Regions from separate parts of the Homo sapiens genome. Here region 1 is linked to region 2. Evidence: read pairs that join two places in POLR2A ChIA-PET (ENCODE). Cell type or tissue: K562. All regions are shown on one strand. Region 1 has its middle 24 kb from the start of LINC02710. Region 2 overlaps PHF21A (PHD finger protein 21A).

Region 1 (2,500 bases), 250 kb after region 2:
GCCTGTTTTAGTTCTCAGAATTATTCACAGGGAATAGACTTTCACCATCAACACCCTAAAGATGCAGAATGCTCAAGGTAAATTGCCAGTTTTTGTCTTTCTGGAAAATCCATTAATACTGAATGATCTTGGTCTTGACCCATTCCAAAAAAAAAAAAAAAAAAGAGGATTGAGCCATGGGATTCAGATTATGTCCTTGAAAATCCCTTTAAAAACTAGATTCCAAATCAGTGCTCTCATTCTTCTTGAATATCCCACCCACCAGCTTAGCTTGTCCTATCCCTTCTAGATACAGCATTATTTTCTCTCTTTGAGGAAGAATGGCCCAGAGGCCGGAAGAGTGAGGGAACGTAAGAACGACTTTTCCACTGACCTGAGTTGCTAAAGCCATTTGGACCCAGAGAACTCATTGTATATGTGTGCTGCTCAATATATATGTGTGCATGAATTTGTGGTTGTGCATTTTCTGGCTAATATCCAAAGTCTTCATAACAAGGGGCCTGAGATACGACAAAAGGAAGACCTATGTGTCAAGGACGTGTGTCCACCCACCAAGAAGTTCTGGATGCCCAAAGGGGCTCCTAGCTCAGGGTCTGTGTGTCCAGCTGCTGGGGTAAAGAGATTTGGAAACCACTGAACATTTCTGCTGGGATCCTTCCAAACCCTTTTGGGAACCGGCAATAGCACTTGTCAGGGGAAATTAGTTCTGCACTTTCACAGAGTGAGAAATTCCTCAGGGGGCATTCTTGTACTTGGGAAGAGAAATCGAACCCAGCTGATTCCTTCAGGGCCCTTGCCATTAATAAAGCAGACGAAGTCCAGTTCAGTTAGTCCCGCCTGGGTCAGGGCGTGGAGTGAGGACAGGAGCAATGGCGTTCAGGGAATTTCACCTGTGGCTATGGCCCTCCTCTGATGGGTGCAAGCTTGATATTTTAGGGGATCGCGTTACCGGCATGTAAACACCGTGAGTGACAGCCAAAGCTCCCAGGCGACCACAGAGGATCTCAAACCCTTCCTATCTTCCTAGAAACCCTGGCAGCCCGACCGGCTGCTTGCTGTCTGATGCAACAGTTTGCAACGCTGTTCTGGGAGTTGAGTCCTGCTGCGGGGCGCCGGGAACCGGGCCGACGCGCATGCGCGGGCTGCGGCCCCGCCCCAAAGGGCGGAGGGGGAGCTTTTCACCAGATGTGCGGGGGGCGGGGCCGGTCGGCCAGGGAGACCTCTGGCAGCTCGCGCCTGCGATCTGAGCTTAATTAAACTTCTCCCGAGGCATTGGCTGACTGATTGACCCAGTGATCCAAAAAAATCAGAGAGGCCCAAATCTCCCCAAACGCACCGGCAGAGCGAAGTTGGGAAGTTGGCTTCGGTTTCCAGACTTGGGCCTTTGGATTCGGCGTCCCTCTCCTGCGCCCCCGATCCGCAGCACTGTCCAGGATCCACAGCTCGGAAGCACAGTCAAGCCTCGCGGGTCTGGGCCCTCACACCACACACTTTCTTAAGAAGGGAGGCATTGTGGCTACGGGGCGGAAAGGAGGCAAGATTTTGATACCTCCTTTGTCAGTATCTCCTCTGCCTCGCTCATCTGTTTTAGGTTTTATGAGCAGGAGACGTCACCGATTATTTTCCAAAATTTTCAGCTGTTCGGATATTGCCTTCACGGTTTGCTTCCATGTCCACATTCCACCACTATTATATATTTTAATAGACTTTTATTTTATTAACTTTTTCTTTAACTTTAAACCGTTTCCCTTTTTTAGATAGCTTTGCCCTAAGCAATAACATTAGCAAAGCTACAGGCTGAAAATAAATTCAAAACTATTAAAATAAAAAATATATATATGGGCTGGTCCGAGTGCAGTGGTGTTTGCAACTAACTGATCACATTCAGTTACAGATTTCTTTCTTTTCTTTTTTCTTTTCTTCTCCACTCACACTGCTTCACTTGACCAGCCATATATATATATATATATATATATATGCTAAATTGTCTCGTCTACCACATTTGGTGAAAAACTCTGGTAATTGCTGGACACAATGGCTCATGTTTGTAATCCCAGCACTTTGGGAGGTCAGCCAGCCTGGGCAACATGGTAAAACCCATCTCTACTAAAAACACAAAAATTAGCTGGGCATAGTGGCGCGTGCCTGTAGTCCCAACTACCGGGGAGGCGAGGTGGGAGGATTGCTTGAGCCCGGGAGGTTGAGGCTGCAGTGAGTTATGATGGTGCCACTGCACTCCAGCCTGGGTGACAGTGAGACCCTGTCTCAAAAACAAACAAAAACTCTGGAGGTAATACTACCTAACATATTGAGTGATTGTCAATGTCTCAGGCATTATTCTAAGCACTTTACATGTTCTTACTCCTTATGACACCACAGAAGGTGGATGTTGTTTACATTTTAAAGGAGAAAAATGAGGCACAGAGAGGTTAAGTAACTTGCCTAAGATCACAGAGCCAGGATGCAAACTCCACTAGCCTGTCTCCAGAGCCTACATGGC
Region 2 (2,500 bases):
ACTGTCATTGATTCAGATGGGGAGAGTGAGGCACATGGTGATGGGTGACCAATCAAAAGTTACACAGTTCTGTGATAGTAAAACTGGGACTAGAATATGGAATCCCTGCCCTCTGGAAAACTAGTTTGAATGAAGCTCTGTTCACTAACAAAAAGCTGGAGCTCATTTTTCTGAGCCAACTTTTCTGGGGCTCACAGGAGGTTGGGTGGCATCCAAGCAGACTGACTGAATGCAGAGTACACTAGTATGGGGAGCTGGGCCAACAGGGAGAGATGTCCCTTTCTGGTCATATTCTCTAGATACAGTCAACTGCCAGGAAACAGAGTCAGGCTGTTGAGATCCAAGGAAGTAGAGTAACCTACACAATAAATTGAAAGGGCCAAGCAGGAGAGGAGCCAGTGGATGCAGTGATGCTGGGAAACGGGACGGTCAGAGATGAGGCTCGGGCAGCTGGCGAGATAGCTCTGGAGCCTGTTACACCGACAGTGCCTATCTGAGATGAATTTCCTAGAAACTGCTCTAAGTACTTGGAAAGGCTGGGAACGTTCCTAAAGGGACTGGGCAGGGCTAGATAACTTGCTTCAAAGTGCCAGGGAGACTGTACTTCTGTCATCCAAGACAGTCTCTTTGGCAGGGCAGCTGAGCAGGGATAAATGCTGGAGCCAACCCAACAAGAATGATATACTTCCTCGTCTACATAGTATGATGGACAATTTTAAGATTCTGTTGCTAACCTTACAGCCTCAAGCCAAAAACTTCAATTCTGGAATAATGACTTCAATTTTAAAAATGGAATGGACACTGGCAACATTTAGACTGGGTAAAGTGTTGGGCTCTGGTGGGTTTTTAAAGTAAATCATAGCAAACTTTACTTACCATCCACTAAAGCTGGATTTAAAAATTTGATTCACTAACAGATTTATCTTACTGCCATAAAAATTATGTAGCTATTTGTCTTTTGAAATAGAGCTCAGATAATCAAAACCCATATGCAAAGGGGCTGCGGAAATACCATTACAAACCACACAGAGAGGTTTTAAAACCAGCCTCCCTGCTTTCAGAGCTGCTACTAGGAATCCTGGCTGCCCCTCCTCCACGTATCAGGCAAGACCAGGGCTCAGTCAGTAAGACTGCTGTGTAAGTGACGCAGCCATCACTTCTGCTTAGTCTCCACAGGCCTAATGTATGTGATGCTGAATTTACTTATCTCAGTAGGCAGCACAGCCTCACCAAGAGTGGTTATGTTTTAGGCTTTGTAAGAACAAGATGTCAGGGGTTTTGCTGTTGCATCATTCTGCAACACCTTATTTCAACTCTGTGCTGAGCTGGCAAAAGCTCTAAATCAACCCAGCTCTGCAACCCAGCTCGCTTAGCTTACCCTTCAGATGTTCCAGTAGTAGGACGACTTTGCAATATTCACTGGCAACGTGACACACTAGTAACAGTTTGTCTAGTCATCACACGCTTTGAATGTCTCCCTGGTATTTCTCTGTCCTTGTCCCTCTGTGCTGCATTTTCCTTACTAAATATTTCTGATAATATTTTCAACCAAAGGACGTAAGAATCTAACTCCATCTTGAGCCCACAGAAATGTGTATAATCTCTGTGCTATATGCAGACCTGGGAGAAAGACCTAATTGTCAGACTGTACCTAAGCGTCCTAGAGTCTACTCTGCTTAGATGTTGAGAATGAGAAGAGACAATTATTTCCATCCCCTTTATAAGAATACAGCTGATTTCAGGTTGGCTGCTAAGGCAAGTGTGATAGGCTTGCTTGGAGAAAGCATGGATATTTGTTGTCTGATGGGATACAGTGGAACGAACCCACTCATCAGCAGGCTATCCACTTTTGCCACTAATCATAGGGGAGAAAGCACTTTTAGGAAAAGAAAATGGAACAAATTCAGTGGAAAAGAAGTGACACAAAAGTGCAATGTTTAACAAGCAGCTGCTCTTGGTGGCTGAAGGTGCTCCTGTCCTAACAGAGACTCCCCTAACAGGAAGGAATCATTCTTACACAGGGGTGCATACCTATACTTCACAGCATGTTTGTGTGACAGTTATACTGTCATAATTTTAGATGGTTAAACCTCTACTCCCGGGTTTATAAAAGATCAGAGCACTTGTCACTCTTGGTGCAGGTAGAGTGAGATAGAGTGGTTGAGCAGTTCATTTTTCTTTATAATTACACTCCATTAACCTTCCACATGAGAGCTCCCCTGTGCTTTCATACCAGCAGCACCAACTGGCTGCATTTGATAAGGCTCTACAGAGTCTGCAAGACCAGCACATGTAACAAAAGGAAGACTTTAATACTGCAGACTTAAGCAGAAGCTGAACGCAGCTCTGTTACTTATTGGCACACATATTCAGCTCAATTATACATGTGTAGACAAAAACAAACCAAAAACATAAAGCTGGAAACCAGTAAACAAATGATGGGAGCTTATTTAAATCAAAAGTGATTCAAAAACCTTCTGGTAATCTTCATAATATTCAA

Evidence for each region. ChIA-PET counts read pairs that join two places held together with the same protein. Peaks named below come from ENCODE experiments on the same cell type or tissue, not always from the same donor. Only the 100,000 strongest peaks of a DNase experiment are listed, where the experiment ranks them.
Region 1: POLR2A ChIA-PET joins it to region 2 with 10 read pairs; 3 of 35 experiments call an interaction of 5 or more read pairs at or near these places.

Annotation. Positions count from the first base shown.
Region 1 is chr11:46,242,318-46,244,817 of GRCh38, forward strand. No RefSeq gene overlaps it. Among named protein-coding and RNA genes, the nearest start is that of LINC02710, 24 kb to the left of the region's middle. RefSeq lists enhancers at 109-1,042, 1,043-1,976, a cis regulatory region at 729-1,611 and a silencer at 1,055-1,264. In K562, a CTCF peak has its summit at 1,386; a DNase peak (open chromatin) is centred at 1,144; H3K4me3 peaks cover 1,969 bases.
Region 2 is chr11:45,993,395-45,995,894 of GRCh38, forward strand. The region is part of intron 6 of PHF21A (PHD finger protein 21A); the gene reads right to left. Among named protein-coding and RNA genes, the nearest start is that of LARGE2, 72 kb to the left of the region's middle. RefSeq lists a silencer at 392-573 and an enhancer at 1,014-1,559. In K562, a CTCF peak has its summit at 2,237; DNase peaks (open chromatin) are centred at 497, 1,117 and 2,237; H3K4me3 peaks cover 649 bases.